Linked DNA regions of Homo sapiens: region 1 is linked to region 2. Evidence: chromatin contacts called from ENCODE POLR2A ChIA-PET data. All regions are on one chromosome and are shown on one strand. Each heading gives the region's core, a stretch centred on a gene start or an enhancer-like site at or near the end of the contact. The rest is flanking DNA. Distances are from core to core; before and after follow the strand shown. Region 1 has its middle 31 kb from the start of MBNL1. Region 2 overlaps SIAH2 (siah E3 ubiquitin protein ligase 2).

The links. ChIA-PET counts read pairs that join two places held with the same protein, here RNA polymerase II (POLR2A).
Region 1: POLR2A ChIA-PET joins it to region 2 with 19 read pairs in activated CD4-positive, alpha-beta T cell. The contact joins two enhancer-like sites. POLR2A ChIA-PET finds 5 or more read pairs at or near these places in 2 of 52 experiments (activated CD4-positive, alpha-beta T cell and activated CD8-positive, alpha-beta T cell).

What each region holds. Positions count from the first base shown.
Region 1 is chr3:152,234,863-152,240,448 of GRCh38, reverse strand. No RefSeq gene overlaps it. Among named protein-coding and RNA genes, the nearest start is that of MBNL1, 31 kb to the left of the region's middle. Within about 2 kb of position 3,513, at least 3 of the 41 ENCODE cell types and tissues checked have a DNase peak (open chromatin) inside an H3K27ac peak, as active enhancers do.
Region 2 is chr3:150,738,982-150,744,958 of GRCh38, reverse strand. It overlaps SIAH2 (siah E3 ubiquitin protein ligase 2), which reads left to right. Exons shown (of 2, transcript NM_005067.7): 2 at 2,261-3,834. The coding sequence ends at 2,818. It overlaps LOC101928105 (a long non-coding RNA gene), which reads left to right and starts at 5,974. Exons shown (of 3, transcript NR_121657.1): 1 at 5,974-5,977. RefSeq lists a silencer at 4,013-4,092. Within about 2 kb of position 2,663, at least 5 of the 41 ENCODE cell types and tissues checked have a DNase peak (open chromatin) inside an H3K27ac peak, as active enhancers do.

The sequences.
Region 1 (5,586 bases), core at 2,264-4,763, 1.5 Mb before region 2:
TACAGGAAAGTAGAATTGTTAGGTCAGAAGGCATATACATTTAAAATGTTAATTGTCACTGCCAAATGGCCCAGTCAAAAAAGGTTTAATCTCCAACATTTCCTGTTTTTTTATGCGATTGCCAGTATTTGCTTTAATTAAACTTTTAAAGATTTGCCAATCTGATGGACAAGAAAATGGAGTCTTAATATTTTTATTTTGCTTTTCCCTGATTACTGTGGATATTGAACACATATTAATGTTGTATCCTCCTTTACAATTCCAGTTTTGTGAACTACCTGTTAATTCATTCCAAACTTTTCTTTTTATTTTATCTCATTATTATTTTTTTTACCTGATCACCTACTACCAGGACCAAACATTTCTTTATTGCATAATTGTCAGCTTTTTATTGATATGTAGGATTATAAGTACATTCTGTTTGAATGCATTGCAATAATTTTTCTTTTTTGGTGATGGTCCATTCTCCCCATCCTCCATTTTAGGGCTTTTCATGCTGGCTATGGTAACCTCTTGAGATGACCCTAATATTCTCTGATAATGTCTTTGATTTCTGGCACAAGATAGCCAGGTTCATTTTGTGTATTTCTTGCCCCAGAACTGAAATCACCCATTTCTCTAAAGAACCTTCGTTGCTTTTGGTAGACAGGGATTTTTGAGATCACCATCTAAACCTTAGTAGTGCTTATTGCTATTGAGTTATTACTAGCATTTGGAATAAACTCAGTCAACACATTGTTAGTTTCTTCTATGTGCCAAGCAGTACATAATTGCAAGAAAAAATACATTTAAACATGTGTTAGGAGTTTATAATATATATGAACATGTTACATCATATATTGCATTAAAAATAGTTTATGATTAATATATCTAATACACAAAAATACCTTCTTTTTAAATACAATTCGGGCACTATTTTCTTATGAAAGGATATTTTGATAAAGGTAACAATATAGTAATAATCACATTTTGCATTTAGAACTTTCAAAATACCCTTCCAAAGAAATTTCAAAAACCATGCAGATTAGAAAAATATTAAAGTTTTCGTATTTCCCATTATTTTCATTTGCATTTACCATTTTAATCCTAAATCGGCTTTCTTCTTCTTTTTCTTCTTTTTTTGTAAATTTTGCTATTATGCGCCTATCACATAGAAGAAAATAAGCATCTGTGCATATGTCCCTGGAAACAGATTTCAAGTAAAATAAAATAAATATATTTATGGTTTTAACCACTATTTCTTTCTCAAGGTATATTTTCATGGCCACTTTAAAACTACTGAAGTAGCAATATTTCAACTGCTCTTTTCATAGCTCAGTGGTGACAGAAATATTTCTGGTTCACTGATTTTGTTTTTTACTTATTAAGAGAATGGCTTAAATATTTTAACATTCTTTAACATAAATAAATAAATATTTATGTTAACATTTATATTTATATTTATCTTAACATAAATTTAAATATTTAAATTCTTTAACATGCAGTTAAAGAATTGAAGAGGATAGCATAGTCTGATTATTTTCAAGTATCTCTGACCCTTAGTTTCCTTACATATAAAAGTGGATGATAATACTAACTCCACTGGGGTACTGTGAGGATTAATTGAATATCATAGGTACAGGGCCAAGAAGACCGTGTTTCCTGAGAACGATGGTGATGAGCATTTTCAAACCTAATTTGTGAATGAATAGTTGGACAAAAATATTCTTCTAATTTTTGAATATATTTATTTGAAAACATAGCAAAGGTTAACAAATCACATCTAGTTGTACATTTATATTACATTGATTGTGTTTACTAAGAAAAATGAACTTTAAAAAACTAGGAATATAGGAGATTTATGGAGAGTCATTCATTCAATACTTTGTATCTGCTATATGTAGGGAGTTATGATAGGGACTGGGAATACAAATAAATTCCAGCTAACTTTGGCTAATGGATGGATCAGCATGATATAGAGAAGAGAGAATTTGGAGTGCTTATTTGTATCTCCTTTATGCTGCCAGGGCATGGTTTTGGAAGTGTCTGTATCCCTCCACCTACAGCCACAGCTACTCTCTGTCTTTCTCAGTCTCAGCTATTAGCTATTACTAGGTTCCAATATCATGATTCTTCCTTGCCTTTCAGGTCTAGGGGTGGTAATCCAATTAGCAATTTCCACCATTGCTCATCTCTGCCATACCTCATTTACTACTAATCATGGCAACACCTCTAAATACTCCCTTCATTAAACTATATGAAATCGATCATTTAAAATATACCACTTCAAGCAGACATTGCTCAAGATTTACATTAGCCCTCGCTGGGCACAGTGGTGTGTACCTGTAGTCCTAGCTACTCGGGAAGCTGAAGCAGGGGGATCACTTGAACCCAGGAGTTCAGGTCCAGCCTGAGCAAGAAAGCAAGGTTCTAAAGGGGGAAAAGCAAGGTTAAAAAAAATATACATTAGTCCCGTCATACAATTAAATTATACACTTGAATTGGAAACTGATCTGCTAGAAGGTGTACCGTTTCAGGGGAAACGCAAAGGAGAGTTACAGAACATGTCCTAGGCTAGCCAAATCAAGAATTGGCTCAGAAAGTGTAATGATTGAATTGACACTTGAGGATGAGTAGGACTTCATGGGTGTTTGAAAGGGGAGGGGACAAATTGGAAAAGGCATGAAAGTCAGAGAAACAGAATCATATTCACGGAGCTACATGTAGTATCCTATTTGGGAGGCATAAACTGGAAGGGTTGGGAATGGGGTGGTGAAGGAGCACAACAGATGAAGCCAGAGAGAAAGGGGCTTCAGAAAATGGAGGGTGTTGTAAGGAACAGTGTCTTTTTTTTTTTTTTTTTTTTTTTTGAGATTGAGTTTCACTCTTGTAGCCTAGGCTAGAGTGCAATGGCGCGACCTTGGCTAACTGCAACCTCCACCTCCTGGGTTCAAGCGATCTTCCTGCCTCAGCCTCCCGAGTAGCTGGGATTACAGGCGCCCACCACCACGCCTGGTTAATTTTTGTATTTTAGTAGAGATGGGGTTTCATTATGTTGACCAGGCGTCTTATATGTCTTCCGAAGAAGAAGAAGAAAAAACTTCTAGTGTGAACAATCAGCTTTTTTGGGTGTCTGTGTTTTTTCCTACCCATTAATGATTCTCTTTCTTCTGGTGACAAGTTGTCACGATTTTCCTCTGAGGAACAGGCCCTTCTTTGGTATCACTGCATGTGAGGTGAGTGGCATCAATTTCCTCCTACACCAACATTGGTGTAAGCATATGACCAATGTCTGGGAAATAAGTTTAATTGTTTTCCTTTGACACAGTGATTGGTTCAAAGAGGAGCGTGTAATTCAAGCCAGCCAATAAGACTTACTTATGGAAATTTTAAGTTCTGCTTTTGCTGGGATTGGCTAGCTGTAAGAATTATATAAGCCTAAAACTGGGGACTACTGTGAGGAGAAAACCAGTAAAAGAATGAAGCCAACAGAGAGGAAAGCAGACCTGAGGGAAAGTGAGAAGAGGAAGAGGGTTCTGATGACATCATCAGAGTCTGTGACTCCAACTATGCCTGAATCCCTCTTCAGCTTGTTTTCATTAACTAAGCCAATAAATTCTTTCTTTTTTCTATAACCAGTTTGAATTAAACTTCTGTCACTTGCAACCAAAAGTCTTTTATAACAGGGAGGAAATCTGGAGGAAAGGGAATGTTTTATTTGAAGTGTAGAATGTCAAGAAAAGCAGGCTTTTTTATTGTCCTTAGACTAGCATTGTCTAAGAAAAACATAATGCAAACCATATGTATCATTAAAAATATTGTAGTCTCTACCTTAAAGAGAAAGAGGTGAAATAAATTTTAATAAAATATTTTATTTAACCCAATATATAAACAATGTTATCATTCAAATATGCAGCAATATAGAAAATCAGTTTCCCTTTTTAAATTTAAATTTAATTGATTAAAATTAAATATAATTAAAAATTCAGTTCTCAGTGGCATGATCATTGCTCACTGTAGCCTCAACCTCTCAGGCTCAAGCAATCCTCTTGCCTCTGCCTCCCAAGTAGCTGGGACTACAAGCATGCAACATCATGCCAGGCTTATTTATTTATTTGTTTATTTATTTGTTGAGATAGGGGTCTCACTATGTTGCTCAGGCTGGATATTTGATATTTTTTGAACAAAGAAATAATGGAAGCAAAACAATGCTTTTATAAAAATAATCTGACAGCTCCAGTATCTTTAAATCTTTCCTGATATCCCAGTCAAATTAATGCCTTTCTCTATAATCCTCTCACGTGGGGTCATAAGGACACATGCCAGGTTCTTCAGGGTCAGAAATGCTTAGTCATTTAGAATGCAGCAGCCATAGAAATAACTCATGCAGAGCAGGATTCTCTCAAGACCTAGCTCACCCATTCTTTTGTCCCTGATAGGATTTGGAACATCCCCATAGCATGAAGTGGCATTGGCTTTCTGATTTCTGCTTCTAGATCATCAGGGACAGTAGAAGACTGGAGTCAAATGTAAGATGCATGAATGATTAATAATACTCTTTCAAATGTATTCATTAACTAAAAGACCAATCCTGGTTTGAGACATGTTCAAACAGGAACACAAAGTCTTAGAATCAGGAAAATATACTATCTACTCTCTGCTCCAAAGGAGGAAAGTATGCTTCATTTTGTTGTTGTCTCAACTCAGTTCTTTGGCATATTAGGTACTGAAAAAAAAATTGTTTAATGTAACTAGTGAATTATAAAATACAAATAATAGTCTTTCTAATCTTCTTGGATAAATAATATAAAATAGAATTCTTTAAAAATAGTCTTCCATTTTTAATCTATTTAACATCTTTTAATAACTTTTTAAATTAAAATTTTCTGATCAACACTCCATTTTCTTTCTATTTTTTTATAAATGTGAAATTATTTAAAGATATAATACTTCTTACCTGGGACATTCATTACAATTTTAATCAAATGATATTGTAAGTTCCAAGAGTCTTCATGTCCTAGCAAATGGATTACATAAACAAAAAACTTTTTTTGTGAGAAACACCCTTTTCTGTAAGAACATTTCAAATTCCTGAGCAGAGGCATTTTATATAGTTAGGTAAACATTTTTTTGTTTCTGCCAAGTGGATGAGGGCTATGTTTATTATTTCTATAGTGAAACAAAAAAAGGATATGTTTTCCTTCAACAGCATGAAACCAGTACAAGAGAAGAATATGTTTCTAAATGGGGGGCAGGTCAGAAAAAAGTCCCAAGAGGGAAGTTGCTGGGTACTGGCTATGTCTAGCCATGGAGAAGGTAATGCAACAGCCATCAGTGGTGGCCTCAGCAAATGAGATAGTTGCAGCCACTTTTATAACAAGGGCGCCAGGGAACAATGGAGCAATTAGTGTTGGGAGGTCTCATAAAATGATACATTGGCTTCATTTATTTGCTTTTTCTTTGTAGTTATGATGAGATACGTATTTGAAAATGTGGAATCCACAGTTTGTGGAACTGTTAATCATCAATAAGAGAAGTGGTATTTCTTAGGAAGAATTTAATCTCTGGTTTTTGGAGGTAGTGGTCTGTATCAATAGAAATAACTCT
Region 2 (5,977 bases), core at 1,414-3,913:
GGGTGGAAAGAAGTGTTGAATATGTGATTTGTAAGGCAAATCAAATAATTCAGAGTATAAATACTCCTACTTGAGTGGGGAAAGTTATAAAATGATTGCCAAGTGATAAATATTTGCTGTAAATGTTGAGTTCGTCATGAATGAGGAGTGGTTTGGGACTTTGGGCAGAGGTGCAGCTGGTACCTTTCTGGGTGCCATTGGCCAAAGTTCATCTCATTCCTGGGCAGCTATGGGGAAAAGTTCGTCTTGAAACATCTTCAGATATTGAGAGCTTGTTTCGAGACTCTGCCAGGCTCTGGGCTATTTCTTGCTATTTTTATTGTGTGTGTGTGTTTTTTTAAACTGGACAGAAATGTCTCACCCATCACTCACAGAAGAACATGAGGAGGCTCTGTATTCCTAGCCACACCCTAGATTTAAAACACAGTTAATAGGGATTTGTTTTTCAGGCCTTATAAAGTAAGGAACACAAAGTATGAATACACATGGATAAATAAATTTGTTTCTCCTGAGTGAGTTTTTTTACAGCCAGGCTTTAGAAATTAGTTCAGAGTTTTAAAAGATGAACAAACAATTCCTATGGGCAAATAAGTAACTGAAATATTTCTGCCAATTTCTGTTAAATATTATAATCCGCTTAGGTATGGGGAAGTGGGGGTTGGAGGATGAGCTACATTTCTTTCTTTAAGCCACTCTCCTTTCCGATTAGGGGAGACTAATCCCCCTGAGAGTGGAGGCTGTCATCCTTGCTTCGGAATCCTCTGAGTGACTGTAACTTAGCGTCTTGTATGGAGAAGTCACATAGTGCATACCATCTGCTTGTTGCTAGTGATAAATTCATCTATGAAGGTTAGAATTTGACCGACTTCAAGTTTAAAAGGGGGATTATTCTATAAAGCAGGGTAGAGAGAAGCAAAAACAGCAGTGGTGCTTTTTTTTTTTTTTAGCAACTGGACATAGCATCTTAGAAAAATGACCTGGCCTTGCCCTTATTTGGTGCCTTCATGTCTCAGTGGAGCAGGGGAATCCAAGTGTAGTTAGCCAGACAGTTCCCCTGCCATTCTGTGCTCCAGGGGTCTAAGGCTGACACCTAGTTTCACCTGAAAAGGTGATTCAGGTTTCTTAATTCTTTACAGAACAGCTTAGTACTCAGGGCAGGTGTCTACTTGTGGGCTGATCTCCATCTGGTATCTAGGAATTAACACTGTCATCCTTGTGAGAGTCTGGAGTAGAAGTTCAGTTCCTCTTGGTGTGGTCTTTTGCCACGGCAGGTATGATTTATCCATTAGGAATGTCATCCCAAGTGCAAGGGAGAAAATGATTTTGTTCTCCTACCCTATTAAGGCAGTGTCTGAGGGGCAGACTGATCATGTCAGCAAACTTGTCTAGTTCTGCTTCCTCCCGGGCCTGTTGTGAGGACCTGACATACCTGACCATGAAATGATGTGCTCTTGAATCTGAGGAAGTGTTGGGGGTCAGCAAGCTTTGAGAGGAGGGTTAGGCCCTTCTCATGTTAACCTCTACTGGCCAGAACCAGACTGACCAGTAGTCTTCTGAGTTAGTTAAGTAGCTCTTGGATGTGATTTCCTTCCACCCAAAAAATATGGGCAAAGCCCCCCAGAGGGAAGGTCAAAAGGATGCAGTGGGGTAATATTTCTAGCTGTATGAAGGGGTCTCCAGGCCTCCGCTGCCCTAGCCTGGTGATGCCAGCAGCAAAGAGCAAGGAACCAAAGGGCAGCCTTCCCCACGGCCTGCCTGCCAGTCACCAGTTTGAGCCAGAAAGCAGTGGAGGGGGACGACAGAATTATACTGTTGTTAATATTGTCTATATGTGAAAACTAATCTTGGGATAATATAATATTCCTTGCCCAACCCCATCCCCACCACCCAAGCAATTGAATTCTTTAAAAAACAGCTTCACAGAAAATATGGGGAAGACCAGCTTTTATAGGGCTTGCTCAACAATTTTGAGATGTGCACAGTAAGAGAACTTTAGTTCTGATCCCTTTGACAGCGGAACAGGGGGCATGGAAAACAGCGTATTTCTGGTTCAGGAAATACCCTTCATTTTATGCATGACAGCATTGATGATGAATAGAGACGGAGACTTTTAGTCTTGAATATTTCACTTGCTTTGAGCAAAAGTAGTTAAGAACACAGTTTAAGCCCAGGAAAATGGAGTAGTTAAGTACTCATAGAGGGTTGAAGCAATAGAAGTTTTGAGAAGGCCCAATGGCTCAATGCATTTCTTTCTTTGCAGTATGCCACCACGGGCTGTTCCCTGACCCTGCACCATACGGAGAAACCAGAACATGAAGACATATGTGAATACCGTCCCTACTCCTGCCCATGTCCTGGTGCTTCCTGCAAGTGGCAGGGGTCCCTGGAAGCTGTGATGTCCCATCTCATGCACGCCCACAAGAGCATTACCACCCTTCAGGGAGAAGACATCGTCTTTCTAGCTACAGACATTAACTTGCCAGGGGCTGTCGACTGGGTGATGATGCAGTCATGTTTTGGCCATCACTTCATGCTGGTGCTGGAGAAACAAGAGAAGTACGAAGGCCACCAGCAGTTTTTTGCCATCGTCCTGCTCATTGGCACCCGCAAGCAAGCCGAGAACTTTGCCTACAGACTGGAGTTGAATGGGAACCGGCGGAGATTGACCTGGGAGGCCACGCCCCGTTCGATTCATGACGGTGTGGCTGCGGCCATCATGAACAGCGACTGCCTTGTTTTCGACACAGCCATAGCACATCTTTTTGCAGATAATGGGAACCTTGGAATCAATGTTACTATTTCTACATGTTGTCCATGATGTGACTTTCGTAAACCTTCAAAATTATTTGGGCATAGTGCTCTATGTTTAATAAAGGTTTTTATAGATGTTTTATTCCATATGTCTTCACAAGTCAGGACCCACAATTACCCGTGTTTTGTTTGAACAGCAGTGTCCCATCTGGCTTCGACCCAACAAAGTTCATTAACCTGGGATGAATGGGGTTGGCCTGTTGGTGATTTGGATGCTGTTCTGTGATCTAAAACAACTCTTATTGAATTGTATTTACTCCCTAAACAACACTTGACAGGCTGTTGCACAGGGCTTCTATAGATCAGTGTGTTAGGAATGGGAGGCCCCTTCCTGCCTGCCTTCCCATATTGGTCCCTTGACATTGACAAAAGCACAGTGACTGTCAGCAGATTCCTTTACTTTTGTTTGTGGGAGGTAGGAATTGTTTTAATGCATTTTAAACAGTGTTTCTGAAATTGGATGGCTGGCTAATAGACACTGAATCACCCGGAGTGCTTATCTTAAAATTGCAGATTTAGGGAGCCTGCCAATTTAACAGTCTCATCAGGTGATTCTTTTCAACAGTAATGTTTGAGAATTACTGGGTTAAATTGTGGGAAAGGGTCCAGATTTTAAAGGTGCTTTAAGGTTGCCCTCTGCCGATACTGTTTGTCTTTCTACTGTTTCATCCCCTAACTTCCCCCAACCCTCAAATTAAAACTAGAACTATAGATCCACATGAACGCACGCCTGAGATTTGGCCACTCACCTATGTTTTGGGTGGATTGCCTAGGAAAGCAAGTCATATGGCCATTGATAGTTCTCATGTAATTAGTTTTGCTCACCACTAGTACAGATGACCCGTTTACACGTGGCTTCCCTCGGAAGCCCTCCTCAACAGTAGCTGGTGTGAAAGACTAAATCAGTAGAGTTGGAAAAGCTTTATAACCGGTGTGTCATATGCTTGCTATTTAAAGCTGTGTGTTGGTTTTGTTTTTCTGCCACATTCACTAGTTTTTTAATAAATATTTTCCAAAAATGGATATTGTGCTTCATTTCCCTAATTGAGTAATGGGTATTTATTGAGCATCTACTGTGTGCAAGTGCAATGAACCTTCGTCACTACATCTGGGGTTGGAACTTTCACTGTTTGTTTCCACTGTGGAAACAGTCATTGGGCCAAGGTCATGGCACGGGTCCATGACAGCACTGGGGTCCGGGCTCATGTGTCTGAACCACTGACTGTCAGTGCTGCAGGTCTCCTCCCAGGGCTGTCGTTTCTATCTGACAGTGCCAGTACCTGTGCAATAAGAGGATTGCTCCAGCTTTACAGAGTCAGAAGGAAGACGCTTGGCCACTGCTGACATCCAGAGTGCTGGCGTTGATCCAAGCTGACCCACTCCCTCAGTCCCAACCCTAAACTCTCAAAAGAATTTAGAGGATTAGGGCCAAATGCTCAGCAAGGATTGAAGGCTGCTTACCTCAGTGTCCCAATTTCTTTCTTTTTTTTTTTTTTTTTTTTTGAGACAGAGGCTGGAGTGCAATGGCACTCACTGCAATCTCTGCCTCTAGGTTCAAACAATTCTCCTGCCTCAGCCTCCCAAGTAAGTGGGACTAGAGGCCTATGCCACCACACCCAGCTAATCTTTGTATTTTTAGTAGAGATGAGGCCAGACTGGTCTCGAACTCCTGACCTCAAGTGATCCACTTGCCTCGGCCTCCCAAAGTGCTGGGATTAAGGCATGAGCCACCACACCCAGCCCTCAGTGTCCCAATTTCATTAGCATACTACCAAATGGAGGTGATGGCTTTGGAGTTGATTTTGTTTTTTAAGTGAGATACAGCGTTGAGTTTTTAGCCAGCACAGGGCTCTGACATTTAAAGAATTGCTAAAGTAACCTCTTCTGTAAAAGTGAAAAACGGTGCCCTACACAAAAGTAGGGGTTTACAACATCTGTGGTGAATGAATAAAAACCACAACTCTTATCACTAAGAAAGTCACATTTCAAGTCCATATACAGAGGAACCTATGAAGGTGAAACTAGGATCCAGGAGCAGATGAACTCTGACCCTCAGGACCAGAGCCAGTCCAGATATGGCCTCCAGGGCCCTCACGGCACCCATGCAAGGTGCAGTGTGCATACACTAGCCAAGCTTGGCAGCATCACTTCATGTCCACGGCTTACCCTCTTACTACGTGTGGTAGAGGAATCAGGACTGATTGGTTAACAGTGCATAAAACGCAAACCTATAAACAAAAGACATAAAGAAGGAGAAAGTGGACACAAGTTATTCCAAAAGCACAAAAAGAGTTTTAGCCCAAAAAGGTAAAGTGATGGGCCAGCAGCCACACAGTGCATTACTGGCAGCACTGGTTCTATAATTCAGGCTTCTTGATTCCCCATTCAAACTTGCTCCTAGAACTTAACAAATGAAAAAGTTGTAAGCAACGCAACTCTGAACTTTTATTTTCCAGAGTTACGTAGTTCCCTTTCATCTCTGTCACTGGAAATCTGTAAACTTAACCTTTACTCTTGACTTTCTTGAAACTGTGCATTTTCTACCAGAAAATAAAAATCCCCAGGTTATTCCGTTTTAACAGGAAGTGAAAACAGCAGAAAAAGATTATGTAAATTAAAATGCCTTTTTATGCAGTTCCAATTGCAAATGCAATTTAAAACATGATGAGTATATTCCTTGACTTGTTGCTTTTAAAAAAAGTGAGAAAAAAAAAGAAAAGTAATGATAGGCATTTGTCAAAACTCATCACGTGGTCCACTTAAGTACCATATTTTAAAAAATAAAATAAGAATATTTTATCTTTCCTGTCCTAGTTCAATATTCTAATTTGGTAATCTGGCGATTAAACGATGGTAGATTAAGCCTGTGTCTTATGACGCATGAGTCATTCTAAAGAAAAAAGGGTTCTCAAAATACCTTGGGAGAAAATGTTAACAGTCATTAATTCTGGGTGCCTAGAACCTGGGTATATGGTATATTATTAATTGCATTGTTCTACGTTTTTAATTTTTTTCAAAAAACCAACCAACCTTGAGATTAGGGGTTCCCAGCGTTCTTGTAAGGAGGAACTGGTCTTGGTTTCCCTGAATCCAGAAGACTTAAAGGATTGAGACAGTGGAGTTCTTAGAGGGAACTGTCCAGGGGATTATGGGAAATACTTCGGAG